2 separate regions of the Homo sapiens genome follow, and region 1 is linked to region 2. The links are chromatin contacts, found by Hi-C or POLR2A ChIA-PET in ENCODE. All regions are on one chromosome and are shown on one strand. The core of a region is the stretch at or near the end of the contact, and the rest is flanking DNA. Distances in the headings are between cores, read along the strand shown. Region 1 holds the start of ZNF701 (zinc finger protein 701). Region 2 holds the start of ZNF765-ZNF761 (ZNF765-ZNF761 readthrough).

Region 1 (7,264 bases), core at 1,628-4,127, 820 kb after region 2:
CTCAGGAGACAAAGGTTGCAGTGAGCCAAGATCACAAGACTGCACTCACAGCCTGGAGGACAGAGCGAGACTCTTTGGAAAAAGAAAAAAAGTGTGTTTCTGATGTGACTGACACAGAGATAATAAAACCTGAGTAATGTGATAGAGACTGATGGGCAGAGGGAAATTCAGTTGGGGGTGGGAGGGCATGGGAGACATTTCTGAGCCAGGACCTGAAGGAGAAAGGGACAGTGCTGTGAGCATTTAGAGAAATAGGGTAAGAGCAGTGAAAATGACCTGAGACGGGAAGGGTTTTGATGTTTGGGAAAAGAGAAAAGCAAATGTGACTGGGGCAGAGGGAGTCATGAGATGAGGGCAAGTTCCCAGGAGGAGCCTGGACAGTGGCAGGGGCCCTGGACACAGGGCTGTGGAGTGACAGTGAGGAGTTGGGCTTTTGTCCTGGGGAACACAGGAAGCCCATGGAGGGTTCCCTGCCAGGGACTGACATGATCTGCTTTAGATTTAGCTGTGACATCCTCAGAACGGGGACATTTTCACCGAGTCACGCTGAGAAGGTCTGAGATGAGTGAAAAGATGTAACGGAATTCTTACATGGTGGCCTGGAAGGGATAAAGGAAAGGGTTGGCCTTATCAAAACTATCCTTGAAAATTAGAGAAGCCTCTTTCACATACCTGGGATAAAGAAACTTCCTTTGCAAGTTCTGATGCCACTGATTCCCAACATTTAATTCTTCCTCACAAGAAAATTACAGTAACATTTATAAAATGCAGATGTACAAAGACACAGCTAGTTACCTTCAAAACAGGGAGGCTGAGTGCGGTGGCTCACACCTGTAATCCCAGCACTTTGGGAGGCCGAGGCAGGCGGATCACCTGATGTCGGGAGTTCGAGACCATCCTGACCAACATGGAGAAACCCCATCTCTACTAAAAATACAAAAATTATCTAGATGTTGTGGCACTTGCCTGTAATTCCAGCTACTCAGGAAGGCCGAGGCAGGACAATCGCTTAAAACCGGGAGGTAAAGGTGGTGGTGAGTAGGCCGGGCTCGGTGGCTCATGCCTATAATCCCAGCACTTTGGGAAGCCGAGGTGGGCAGATCACCTGAGGTCAGGAGTTCAAGACCAACCTGACCAATATGGAGAAACCCCATCTCTACTAAAAATACAAAATTAGCCTGGTGTGGTGGCACATGCCTGTAATCCCAGCTACTAGGGAGGCTGAGGCAGGAGACTCGCTTGAACTCGGGAGGTGGAGGTTGCAGTGAGCCGAGATCGCACCATTGCACTCCAGCACGGGCAACAAGAGCGAAACTCCGTCTCAAAAAAAAAACCAAAAAGGGTTGCGGTGACCCAAGATCACACCATTGCACTCCAGCCTGGGCAACAAGAGCGAAAGTGCATCTCAAAACAAACAAGCAAACAAACAAACAAAAAGCAGGGAAAGAGGGTCAGCTGTAGAACTAAGACATAAGCAAACTTTTTCAATCAAGAATGCTTGGGTGGCCAGGTGCGGTGGCTCACGCCTGTAATTCCAACACTTTGGGAGGTCGAGGCGGGTGGATCACCTGAGGTCAGGAGTTCGAGACCAGCCTGGCCAACATGGTGAAACCCCGTCTCTACTAAAAATACAAAAATTACCTGGGCTCCATCCTCACGTCTTATTTAATCTCTTGTTGCTCCTTCTCCCCAATTCTTCGATCGTCCTCAATCTCCATATATTTCCGCCTCTTATCCCATCTCTGCATCTCTGCCGCTCTCCCTGTTAAATTCTCTCTTCTCTGTTTTACCCCCCGTCCCCACTCTCTAGCACCCCAGATCCCCAGGCGTCCTCCCTGCTGTGGTTCTCCCTCTGTTCTCCTTGCCACCAGCACCACTCTGCTCTGTCTGCCCTGGCTCCAAATTCCTCCTCTCTCTCTCTCTCTCTCTCACTCTGATGAGCCTCCCTCTTTGCTGCCCCTCTCTACCTTGCTGTCTGTCCTTCATCTCTCTGTACATCTAGCTTTTCTCTACATTTCTCCAGTTGCTTTTCTCCTCCTGCTTTCTTATCTTTTTTTTTTCACTTTTGCTGTCTCTTGGCAAATCCCTCACCCATCCTCTACTTTGCCATCTGTTATGGGTCTTTCTCATTCTTCTTTTCTCTGTCTCAGGTTTTCTACTACTCTCTGTCTCCTGATCTCTTTAGCCCACACAATCACAGGAGGGTTTGAAGTAAGACGCCTGCATCCCAGAGAGGCTCATTTTTCAGGGGTTGGAGCTAGGCAGGCAAGAACACACCGTGTCACAGGACTGGCCCCTGGCACCTCCCCAACGCTGGCTCAAGGAAAGTGGTGACTGCTAAGGGGAGACTTGGGGTGCAGCAAGGCCCAGCATGAGGCGGGAGGTGGGGTGCGACGACGCCTTCGGTGGGGTCCACAAGATCCCAGCACCAGGCAGAGAACTCGGCCTCCCTGAGACTGGGATCGCGACGTTTGCGCTTCAGGCGCCTAAAGGTTGAGACTGGGAGGCGCCCAGGCGGAAATACACATCTCGGGTGAGGACTTTGAAAAGCGCGGGGAGGGAGGAGTTAAAAAACGGTTTTGAGCACAGAAACTACGCGATAGGAAGTGTATACAGCGCCCTGTAGCAGAAAGACTGGAGACGGGAACAGCCTCAGGGCGACTTTAAACACAAAAGGAAGCGACTTCCGGATTCCCAGGGGAACGTCTGCATTTGCTCTGGTTGAAGGAAGATGGGCGAGAATTTACAGGTCTGTGGTGACCCCACGTCCCAGGTACGGAAGTGCCGGGGATATGGGGAGTGCAGACTTAATACAACACAGAGCAAAACTCACCGCCGCGGTGCGACCTTCACTCCACGGGATCCGCTTCCTGGTCTGCGCGGATGTGTGCGCACAGGACTAAAGCCAGGCCTGGGTGGAGCCAACGAGAAGGTGGGCGGGGCCTGATCGAGGTAGAGGCGGGGCCCCAGGCGGAGAGACCTTGCCCTTTAGAACCGGCAGAGGGCGGGGCCGGGGCGGGACCTGTGCGTCTCTCAGCCTCGCTCCCAGCGACTCTATTTTTCGGGCTTTGGAGGCGAGAGCGGTCAGGAAGGCTGAAGCACGATTCGAAAGCCCTGGAATTGTCTGGAACGGGGATGCAAACAAGAATGTAAAATGCAAAGCCCTGCCTGGGCGGAACGTACAATTTCATGCTGACGGCCCACAGAACAGAACAGAAATCCTCTCCCTTTCTATTCTCCATTCACTCAGGAGGGAGAGTCCACCCTGTGCTCAGCTTCAGAGACTTCCCTAGGGCCTCCGCCTGGGATGCGCGACGGAGTGTTCAGGCCAGGGAGGAGTGAAGTCACCACCTACTGCTTAAACATAGCAGGAATGCGGCCAGGTGGGCGGGAGCCTGAGGGCCAGAGGCGGGAGGATCACTGAGCCTGGGGGTCCAGGCCAGCCTGGGCGACAAAGTAACACACCCTCCCGCAGGGCTCCCCTCATCGTCTCTTTTAATTTTTAAAATAAAATTTTGATTGTGTGAGATAGGGATACAACATTATTCTTTTCCATGTGGATATCCAGTTAATTGTCCCAGCACATTTGTGGAAGAGATCTATTACTTTCTTTTTTTTCTTTTCTTTTTTTTTTTAAGACGGAGTATTTCTCTGTCGCTCAGGCTGGAGTGCAGTGGTGACATCTCGGCTCACTGCAGCCTCTGCCTCCTGGGTTGAAGCGATTCTCCTGCCTCAGCCTCCGGAATAGCTGGCATTACAGGCACAGGCCACCATGCCCGGCTAATTTTTGTATTTTGGGTAGAGACGGGGTTTCACCATGTTGGCCAGGCTGGTCTCGAACTCCTGACTTCAAGTGATCCGCCTGCCTCGGCCTCCTGAAATGCTGGGATTACAGGCGTGAACCACTGTGCCTGGCCCAAGAAATACTCTTCACTTCGCTCTTAAATGTTGAGAAAATACAATTGAAAACTAAAAAAATCTTCCCCTAAATGAGAAATCATCTTCACGACGATAACAGAGAAAGAAATAAAAACTATTTTATTAATAAATAGGCCTTAGACCAGCATGTGATGGGAAATAGAGGACAGTTGAGAGGTTGAAAAGAGAGAAAGAAACTTCACTGTTCTATACAACCCAAATACATGTTTTCAAGATAAACACTGATCAGTCCTCAGGGAAGAGGACTTGACAACACCCTTGGTCACACATAATTCATCCTGGCTCTACTTGGTAATGGAGGTGACCATCTGTGTCAGCTAACTAGCATCATCCTGAGGGAGGGGGAGAAACCCTAACCCATGTATTTTTGGCAAGTGTGAGTTTTACAGCATGGCGGACAGGTGCCCTCTCTGGTGAGGCTCCTACAATCCAACAGAAACTGATGTCAGCAGTAAATAATGAAATTTAGAATACATTATTAATTATAGAGTTTATTTGGACACAAAGCATGAGAATAGCCACCTGGAAACCTCAACTCCAAATGAATGGGGTCAGCGTTCCCAAGTAGAGACATTAACATTTCACACACACAAGGAAATACAGAGAAGCTTTCCCAGAACCACCACATTTTCCATTCAAGTCCAGTGCATAGGCTGCGGCAGCTTGACTGGTGATGGAGTGATACACTTCAAGGAAGGTTACATTATCACTCCATAAGAAGGGACAATGATGCCAGGAGGTCTTATCTCTGGGGCTGCTTAGTTTTCCTAATTATTTACACGAAAACTTTTTAAAATTGATATTAGGAAACTAAATTGTATAGCACATTTTGTTTTGTTTTGTTTTGTTTTGGGAAGGCGTCCTGCTCTGTCGCCCAGGCTGGAATGCAGTGATGTGATCTCGGCTCACTACGACCTCCACGTCCTGGGTTCAAGCAGTTCTCCTGCCTCAGCCTCCCAAATAGCTGAAAATACAGGCGTGCGCCACCATGCCCGGCTAATGGCTTTGTATTTTCAGTAGAGACGGGGTTTCCCCATGTTGGCCAGGCTGGTTTCTAATTCCTGACGTCAGGCGATCCGCCCGCCTCAGCCTCCCAGAGTGCTGGGATTACAGGCCTGAGCCTGCATGCCTGGCCAGGAAAACTTGTAGAAGTTGCGCCTGCATGCCACCGGACTCAGGTTGCATGACCACGTTCCTCTCAAGGTTCCGAATTATTTAAAAGTCTGTAGCTTTAAATTTGAAATAGCTGATGTTTGAAATATTTAATTTCCTACTGACTTACAGGTACTATCTCCCTTGTTGCTTGCCTTTCAAGAAGAGATTCTAAGTCCTTCAGAAGTACATCTCTGGGTTATTATGCTGAAAAAAGGTTTAATTACTTTCTAAAATATTCTACTTCAGGCCGGGCGCGGTGGCTCAAGCCTGTAATCCCAGCCCTTTGGTAGGCTGAGGACGGCGGATGGCCTGAGGTCGGGAGTTCGAGACCAGCCTGACCAATATAGAGAAACCCCGTCTCTACTACAAATATAAAAATTAGCCTGGAGTGGTGGCATGAGCCTGTAGTCCCAGCTACTCCGGAGGCTGAGGCAGGAGAATCGCTTGAGCCCAGAAAATGGAAGCTGTGGTGAGCCATGATCATGACATTGTACTCCAGCCCAGGGAACTAGAGTGAAACTCAGTCTCAAAAACAAAATAATAATAATAATAATAATAATAATAATAATAATAATAATAATAAAAAATACAGCTGGACAAGGTGTCTCAAGCCTGAGCGAGACTCCGTCTTAAAAAAAAAAAGAAAAAAAAAAGAAAACTACCAGTTACACAGTAGGGCGACCTCAAAAACAAAGGGAACTGCCTTCTCTTAAAGTTTCTCTTACATAGGTGCTTAGGTAAAAACTAAGGTATGTCTACCTGCCAGTGGGCTGACAGTGTAACAAAACTTATTACTTTGTTGATTTAAAGCTATCCTTGGCCGGTTGCATTGGCTCCCGCCTGTAATTCTGGCACTTTGGAAGGCCGACGTGGGGGCATCACCTGAGATCAGGGGTTCGAGACCAGCCTTGCGAACGTGATGAAACCCCGTCTCTACTGAAAATTCAACGATTAGCCGGGGGTGGTGGTGCATGCCTGTAATCCTAGCTACTCAGGAGGCTGAGGCAGGAGAATCGCTTGAACCCGGAAGGTGGAAGTTGCAATGAGCCGAGATTGTCCTATTGCACTCCAGCCTGGATGACAAAAGTGAAGCTCCATCAAAAAAAAAAAAACACCTATCCTTGGTATTTTAGTGTGCAAGTACGTGAAAGCATGACTGTAATTAGCTTAGAAGCATACATTGTCATGGGATATTGGGTCATCTGGACATTGTGTTTATGTAGGAGTTTGTCCTTGCAGGTATGATTAAGCTGCTTTTCTTAACTGTAAACATCTTAAGACCATGAGTCATGCGTGAGCAGTAAGGAATGTATGTTGCTAGTTTTAATGGACTTGAACTTTGTCACCCTAGCTCCCCTAGGATCCTGTTTAACAGTTTATCCACTTATGCACCAGAGTCCTAAGCACAATTATGGAGACACCATCCTTTTGTAATGTATCTGACAGACTGAGCTTCTGCCCCAAGAACATAGTAATAGCAATACTAAGTGAAATATTATAAAGTTTTGTGTATCTATGTAATTATCTATTATTTGCGTTTTAAATTAGCTAAAGTTATATAGAATGGGTTTTTATTTCAATCTAATACTAGAAATATATCTTTTGGCCCAGCATAGTGGCGCATACCTGTAATCTCAGCACTTTGGGAGGCTGAGGCAGGTGGATCACCTGAGGTCAGGAATTCAAGACCAGCCTGACTAACATAATGAAACCCAGTCTCTACTAAATACAAAAGAATTAGCCGGGCATGGTGATGCATGCCTGTAATCTGAGCTACTTGGGGTGCTGAGACAGGAGAATCCGTAGTACCTGGGAGGCAGAGGTTTCAGTGATCCGAGATCGCACCATTGCACTCCAGCCTGGGCAACAAGATTGAAACTCCGTCTCAAAAAACAAAACAAAACAAACTATATATATATATATAAAATCTTTCACAAATGGACTCTAATCCCACAAAGTTGTAAAGCATTTCCCTATGGTGAATAAATATGAAGGAGTTGAGATTTTGGAACTGATTTGTGCTTTCCATTATACTCATTTTTTCCTTATTCTATCTTGATCTTTTCTGTGTTCATGAGCTTGTGATCCAAAAGTATCTACTAGGTCTCAATGAATTTAGAAATCTATTTTGCCAAGGTTAAAATGCACCCATGACACAGCCTCAGGAGGT
Region 2 (7,853 bases), core at 1,785-4,284:
TAAGCAAGATAAGAGGGAATGAAGGAAGGCATGGGTGAGTGCGAGCAAACCTGTCAGGCAAGATGCTTCAGACTCAGAGAAGATTCCAAACTCCAAGGTCAGCATTTCTGAAAAGAAGGAGACAGAACAATCCACCAAGAATATCATCTCACCTGAGGAAGAGCCATCCCTGACTCCTTTGCTTTCCTCTTCCTCTTCCAGGTTTCTTCCTCACATACCAAGAGTCTTTAGAAGTCAATCCTGAATGTTAGAAATATGTTGTTTATTGCTCAGAATCAACATATCCCCTCCCTGTAACACAACAACACATACAAAGGAGACCTCATCCTGAGGACATACGGTCCCCTATGCTGCCGACCACACCAGGGACAATAAACTCCTACAGGAAAACTCCCACTCCCCTCCCGGAGAAGCCCACACACACGCTGCAGCAGTGGGGAGCTGGGGTGGGATGAGCTCCCCTTTAGGGCACAGACCCAGGCCTGACCAAACCTCATGCAAAGGCTGGGTGCGGTGGCTCATGCCTGTCATCCCAGCACTCTGGGAGGCCGAGGTGCGTAGATCTCTTGAGCTCAGGTTTGAGACCAGCCTGGGCAACGTGGTGAAACCCCATCTCTACCAAAAGTACAAAAACTTAGCCAGGCATGGTTGTGCACGTCTGTGTGTCTGTGGTCCCAGTTACTTAGGAGGCTGAGGTGTGAGGATCGCTTGAGCTCAGGAGTTCGAGACCAGCCTGGCCAACATGGTGAAACCCTGTCTCTACTAAAAATTCAAAAATTGAGCCGGGCACACTTAAGTTTACACGCTTAACCGCATCATAAAGTTGCAAGCAGTACTTGGAATCATCACTAATGAAACAGCAAATGCATTAGACTTACTGGCCCAGCAAGCCACAAAAATGAGAAATGCCATCTACCAAAATAGATTAGCTTTCGACTACCTCCTAGCCTAGGAAGGAGGAGTATGTAGAAAGTTTAATCTAACTAATTGCTGCCTAGAAATCAATGACAATAGGAAGGCTGTTATAGAAGTAACTGCAAGAATAAAAAAATTATCCCATGTTCCAGTCCAGACTTAGACAAAGTAGACTCCCGAGTCCCTCTTTAGAGGCTGGTTTTCCTCCTTCAGTCGATTCAAAACCTTAACAGGAGTGGTTCTAGAAATACTAAGAATTGGTTTAATACTCCCTTACCTCACCTCTCCTTGTTAAGAACGTTCAATCAACTATAGAAGCAATTGTGACTAGGCAGACTACCACTCAGCTAATAGCTCCATATAAATATCAGCCTGTGCCTAAAGAAGAAAACCTGCTCTTTCATGAAGAATCCAGTAATAGTGGTGCTTTCTATTAAAACCTTATTTATAAAAAGCAGCAAAGGGAGAAAACTGAGGCAGAAATTTAAAAAATCAATATGCATTCATTCACTCCAAAAAACTAACAGGCAAGGCAAGGGTTAAAAAGAAAAGAAGAACAAGTTTTCCTCTGCCTAGCAAGCTCACTTCAAGGACAGTTATAAGATAACGCTTTTTGTGCAGCTGAAGCCAAAGGAATGAGCTCCAGAAAACCCCACTTTAGAACAAGAGTGAAGAAAAAAAAAGTCTGTATTTAGCTGTTCTTGTTTTTCTTTCAATGCAGCTACAAGACCACCAGCTATGCAAGGCCACAAGTTATGCTATGCTATAGATTATGTGACCAATCATTACATGATTAACTGCTTTTATTTTGCTTCTGTAAGCCTGCTTATAAAAACCCCACTCTGTCTTTGTTGAAATGCTCAGCTTTTTAGATGTAAATCCACTGAGCCGGTGCGTACCTTAAATAAACATCGTTCTGTCTCCCGCATACCGGTCTCTCTAGTACTTAGTTTCCCGCAACACCATCTCTGCGCCTCCTCTGCTCTCCCTGTTACATTCTCTCTTCCCTGTTATACCCTCATCCCCACTCTCTAGCACCCCAGATCCCCAGGTGTCCTCCCTGCTGTGCTTCTCCCTCTGTTCTCCTTGCCACCAGCACCACTCTGCTCTGTCTGCCCTGGCTCCAAATCCCTCCTCCTCTCCCTCACTCTGATGAGCCTCCCTCTTTGCTGTCCCTCTCCCTACCTTGCTCTCTGTCCTTCATCTCTCTGTACATCTACCTTTTCTCTACATTTCTCCAGTTGCTTTTCTCCTCCTTTTTTTTTTTTTCCCCCACATTTGCTGTGTCTGGCAAATCCCTCACCCATCCTCTACTTTGCCATCTGTTATGAGTCTTTTTTATTCTTCTTTTCTGTCTCAGGTTTTCTACTGCTCTACGTCTGTCTCCTGATCCCTTTAGCCTACACAAGCACCGGAGGCTTTGGATAAGACACAGGAGGGTTTGGAGCAAAACGCCTGCATCCCGGGGGAGCGCATTTTCCAGGGGCTGGAGCTGGGCAGGCAAGAACACCCCGTGTCACAGGACAGGCCCCGGGCACCTCCCTAACTCGGGCTCAGGGAAAGCAGTGACTGTGGAGGCGAACCTGGGGAGCAGTAGGGCCCGCAAAAGGAGGGAGGCGGCGGCGCCACGGCGCCTTAAGACAAGGGTGGGGTCTGCAGGATCCCAGGACCAGACAGAGGACGCGGCCTCCTTGGGGCTGGGGCCGCCGCGCTGCGTCCAGCTGCCAACGAGGGCGAGACTGGGAGGCGCTCAGGGAGGGAATTCACCTCTCGGGTGAGGACTTTAAAAAGCGCGGGACGGGAGGAGTCAGAAAAAGTTTCAGAGCAGGAAAACTACGTGATAGAAAGTGTATACATTGCCCTATAGCAGAAACACCCGGGACGGGACCAGCCTCAGGGGGACCTTAAACCCAAAAGGAAGCGACCCCCGGACTCTCACGGGGTCGTCTCAACTTGCTCTGGGTGAAGGAAGACGGCTGAGAATTTCCAGGTTAGTGGAGACCCCACGCCCCAGGTACAGAAGCGCCAGGGACCTGGGAAGCACAGACTTAATACAAAACAGAGCGAAACTCACCCGCGGCGGTGGGATAGTCACTCCACGCCGTCCGCTTCCGGGTCTGCGCGAAGCTGCGCGCGCAGGAAAGAAGCCAGGCCTGGGCGGGACCCGCGAGGAGGTGGGCGGGCTTGGGCGAGGTAGGGGCGGGGCAGAGAGACTTTACCCTTTAGAACCGACAGAGGGCGGGGCTGTGGCGGGACCTGTGAGTCTCTCAGCCTGGCTCCCAGGGCCTCAGTTTTCGGGTTTTGGAGGCGAGACCGGCCAGGAAGGCTGAGGCATGATTCAAAAGCCCTGGAATTGTCTGGAACGGGGATGCAAACTGGAATGTAAAATGCAAAGCCCTGCCTGGATGGAACGTACGATTTCATGCTGACAGCCCACAAAACAGAATAGAAATCCTCTCCCTTTCCAGTCTCCATTCACTTGGGAGGGAGAGTCCACCCTGTGCTCAGCTGCAGAGACTTCCCTAGGGCCACCGCCTGGGATGTGGGACGGAATGCTCAGGCCAGCGAGGAGTGAGGTCACCACCTTCTGGATAAACACAGCAGGGATGTGGGCGCGGGCGCGGGAGACTGAGGTCCCAGCTACTCAGGAAGCAGCGGCGGGAGGATTGCTGAGCCTGGGGGTCCAGGCCAGCCTGGGCGACAATGTAACACCCCCTCCCGCAGGGCTCCCTTCCTCGTCACTCTCTCTTTTTTTTCCTTTTTTTTTAAACGTTTTAAAATAAGAGTTTGATTGTGTGAGATAGGGATCTAACAGTATTCTTTTCCATGTGGATATCCAGTTAGTTGCCTCAGCACATTTTTGGAAGAGATTTATTCCTTTATTTATTTACTTATTTCTTTTGTTTTGAGACAGAGTATTTCTCTGTCGCCCAGGCTAGAGTGCCGTGATGGGATCTCGGCTCACTGCAGCCTCTGCCTCCTGGGTTTCAGCGATTCCCCTGCCTCAGCCTCCAGAGTATCTGCAATTACAGGCGCGTGCCACCATGCCCGGCTAATTTTTGTATTTTTGTAGACGAGTTTCACCATGTTGGCCAGTGTGGTCTCAAACTCTTGACTTTAAGGGATCCACCTGCCTGGGCCTCCTCAAAGTGCTGGGATCACAGGCGGGAGCCACCGCGCCTGGCCAAATACTTTTTACTTCACTTTCTAATTGTTAAGAAAATACAATTGAAAACGAAACAAAAAAATCTTCCCCCAAATGACAAAACATCTCCATGACGATAATAGAGAAAGAAATAAACACCATTTTATTAATAAGTAAGCCTTAGACCAGAATGTGATGGGAAATAGAGGCAAAGAGCTAAGAGGTTGAAAAAAGAGAAAGACACTTCACAGTTCTATACAACCCATTAAGTACATGTTTTCAAGATAAACACTAATCAGTCCTCAGGGAAAAGGACTTGACAACACCCTTGGTCACACATAGTTCATCCTGGCTCTAGTTGGTAATGGAGGTGACCATCTGTGTCAGCTAATTAGCTTCATGCAGAGGGAGGGGGAGAAACACTAACCCATGTCTTTTTGACAAGTGTGAGTTTTACAACATGGCTACAGGTGCCCTCTCTGGTGAGGCTCCTACAATGTGACAGAAACTGATGTCAGCAGTAAATAATAACATTTAGAATTTATGATTAAGTATAGAGTTTATCTGAACACAAAGCATGAGGATAGCCACCGGCAAACATCAACTCCTAATGAATGGGATCAACGTTCCCAAGTAGAGACGTTAAGGTTTCACACACAGGGAAAGACAGAGAAGTTTTAGGAGAATCAACACATTTTCCATTCAAGACCAGTGCATAGGTTGCAGCAAGTTGATTGGTGACGGAGTCATACACTTCAAGGAAGGTTATGTTATCACTCCATAAAAAGGGACAATGATCCCAGGAGGCCTTATCTCTGGGGCTGCTTAGTCTTCCTAGTTATTTACAGGAGAACTCTTTTCCTGTAAATAAGGGCAAGACTCGCCCAGGCTGGAGTGCAGTGGGGCGATCTCGGCTCACTGCAACCTCCACCTCTTGGATTCAAGCAGTTCTCCTGCCTCAGCCTCCCAAGTAGCTGGGATTACAGGCACACGCCACCATGCCTGTCTAATTTTTTGTTTGTTTGTTTGAGACAGAGTCTCGCTCTGTTGCCTAGGCTGGAGTGCAGTGACACGATCTCACCTGCTCACTGCAACCTCCACCTCCCGGGTTCAAGCGATTCTCCTGGCCCAGCCGCTAAATTTTGTATTTTTAGTAGTGACAGGGTTTCGCCATGTTGGGCAGGCTGGTCTCAAACTCCTGACCTTGTGATCCGCCCGCCTCAGCCTTCCAAAATGCTGGGATTACAGGCGTGAGCCACCGCGCCTCGCCTTTTGTTTTGCATTTTTAGTAGAGAGTGGGTTTTACCATGTTGGCCAGGCTGGTTCCGAACTTCTGACCTCAAGTGATCTGCCCGCCTTGACCTCCCAATGTGCTGGGATTACAGGCATAAGCCACCGCAGCCAGCCAGGAAAACTCGTAGAAGTTACGCCTGCGTTCCGCTGGACTCAGGTTGCATGAGCACATTCCTCTCAAGGTGTAGCAGGAGCAGCCGCGGATAAAAGCCCTCAGACACCCGGTTAAAGAAAGAAGTGGCTTTATTCAGCCGGGAGCATCGGCCAACTCACGTCTCAAGAACCGAGCTCTTTGAAGACTTTGTTTGGCCGGGAGTGTCGGCAGACCTGCCTCTCAAGAATTGAACCCCCCGAAGAAAGAGTTCCTGGCCCTTTTAAGGGCTTACAGCTCTAAGGGGTTCCACGGGAAAAGGTCATGACAGATTAAGAGCACATGTGGTTAGAGTTGGGGGGCAGTTAATCTTTTAACCTCAGGCCTGGTCATCAGTGGCGCTGGCTGGTCTTGTCACTGAATTCATTCCTGTTGTTTTTCAGCTTTTACTTCCTCCTCTTCAGAGACAGGAGACAGTAAGAGAAATGGCCTCTCTCCTCAAAGGCTCAGAATTATTTAAAGGCCATAGCTTTAAATTGGAATTATTTGATGTTTGAATTACTTAATTTCCTACTGAGATACAGGTACTGTCTCCCTTGTATTTTGCCTTTCAAAGAGAGCTCCCAAGTCCTTCAGAAATACATCCCTGGGTCATTAAGCTGAAAAAAGGTTTAGTTCGTTTCTAAAAAATACCACTTCAGACCAGGCGCGGTGGCTCATGCCTGTAATCCCAGCACATTGAGAGGCCAAGGCGGGCAAATCACTTGAGGTCAGGAGTTCAAAACCAGGCTTGTACCCGGGAGTCGGAGGTTGCGGTGAGCCAAGATCGTGCAATTGCACTCCATCCTAAACAACTAGAGGAAAACTCCATCTGAAAAAAAAAAAAAAAAAAAACTCAGAAGACAGAGAAAATCCATTTGCAAACTTTCGAAATCAGTGTCCTAAGAAAAGAGATGAAAGGAAAGAAAATCTCTTCCTTTATTTTCAAGGGAGGAATTACACCTCTCATTTATTTACGTGTTTGTTTGAGACAGGGTCTAGCTCTGTCACTGAAGCTAGAGTGTGGTGGCGAGATCAGGGCACTGCAGCTTCCAACTCCCTGGCTCAAGTGATCCTCCCACCTAAGTGCCCCGAGCAGCTGGGGCCACAGGCGTGCACCACCACACCGGGCTGTTTTGTTTTTTTTTTTAGTAGAGACGAGGTCTCATCATGTTGCCCAGGCTGATCTTGAACTCCTTGGCTCAAGAGATCCTCCCACCTCTGCCTCTCAAAGTGCTGGTGAGAGGTTAAGCCGGCTGGGCTTCTGGGTCGGGTGGGGACTTGGAGAACTTCTCTGACTAGCTAAAGGATTGTAAACACACCAATCAGGCCTCTGTGTCTAGCTAAAAGTTTGTAAACGCACCAATCAGCACTCTGTAAAAATGCACCTATCAGTGCTCTGTGTCTAGCTAAAGGTTTGAAAATCACCAATCAGCACTCTGTAAAAATGGACCAATCAGCACTCTGTAAAATGGACCCATTAGCAGGACATGGGCAGGGCCAAATTACTGCGAAGGTCTGCAGCTTCACTCCTGAAGTCAGCAAGACCACGAACACACCAGGAGGAAAAAACAACCCCAGACGCGACAGTTTCAAGAGCTGTAACACTCGCTGCAAAGGTCTGCCGCTTCAATCCTGAAGTCAAGCGAGACCACAACCCACCAGAAGGAAAAAACCCCGGACACATCTGAACATCTGAAGGAACAAACTCTGGACATGCCATCTTTAAGAACTGTAACACTCACCGCGAGGCTCTGTGGCTTTACTCTTAAAGTCAGCGAGACCAAGAACCCACCAGAGGGAACCAATTCCAGACACACTGGGATTACAGATGTGAGCCACTACTCTGGGCCCTGACTTTATTTCCATGAAATACGAATTGTCCTTCACCTCCTGTGTGTAATAGGCAGTTTTGCATGTCACCTTTCAGTTCCCATTATCCACTCAACCCAGGATCCTGCTTAGTTTAATAAGCCTTCTCGTTGTCAGTCCCAGCTGCAACCAGCGCCCTACTCCAGTCCTTTACCGAGGTCCCTGCCCCTCTACCCCGCCCTGCTTCAGACTGAGGGGAGCGTGCCCCGCCTGAAGGATGCATGACTCTACCTGCTCCAAAAAGGCTCTTTGCATTAAAACTATTTTCAACTTAAGAGGAAAAACGATTAAGCGTTCGGTACAGGTGGCTCACTACATGTAATATTAGGGGTAATATCACGGTACATCAGAAACAATCCACCAATCAGAACCCGGAGGACCCAGTCCTGGAGGGCAAGAGTATGACAGCAGGCGACAGCCATGGCCCAGCTGAGGAAAGAACCCGGATCCGCCCCCCTTCAGGCCCCGCCCTTCAGAACAAAACCCCTTTCAGACCCC

The links. Hi-C counts contacts between places; a loop is a spot of excess contacts on that map. ChIA-PET counts read pairs that join two places held with the same protein, here RNA polymerase II (POLR2A). Pooled maps may share reads with other maps.
Region 1: a pooled map shows a loop between it and region 2 (5-fold over the local background). The contact joins the promoter of ZNF701 here to the promoter of ZNF765-ZNF761 in region 2. A Hi-C loop is called at or near these places in 6 of 50 pooled maps. POLR2A ChIA-PET finds 5 or more read pairs at or near these places in 2 of 52 experiments (GM10248 and MCF 10A).

Annotation. Positions count from the first base shown.
Region 1 is chr19:52,565,900-52,573,163 of GRCh38, reverse strand. It overlaps ZNF701 (zinc finger protein 701), which reads right to left and starts at 2,877. Exons shown (of 4, transcript NM_018260.3): 1 at 2,834-2,877. It also overlaps a transcript of ZNF808 not described here. RefSeq lists enhancers at 1,840-2,448, 2,609-2,858, 3,668-4,277.
Region 2 is chr19:53,390,330-53,398,182 of GRCh38, reverse strand. ZNF765-ZNF761 (ZNF765-ZNF761 readthrough) reads right to left here and starts at 3,034. Exons shown (of 13, transcript NM_001350496.2): 1 at 2,990-3,034; 2 at 153-240. It overlaps ZNF765 (zinc finger protein 765), which reads right to left and starts at 3,034. Exons shown (of 4, transcript NM_001040185.3): 1 at 2,990-3,034; 2 at 153-240. The coding sequence starts at 167. RefSeq lists a silencer at 2,965-3,164.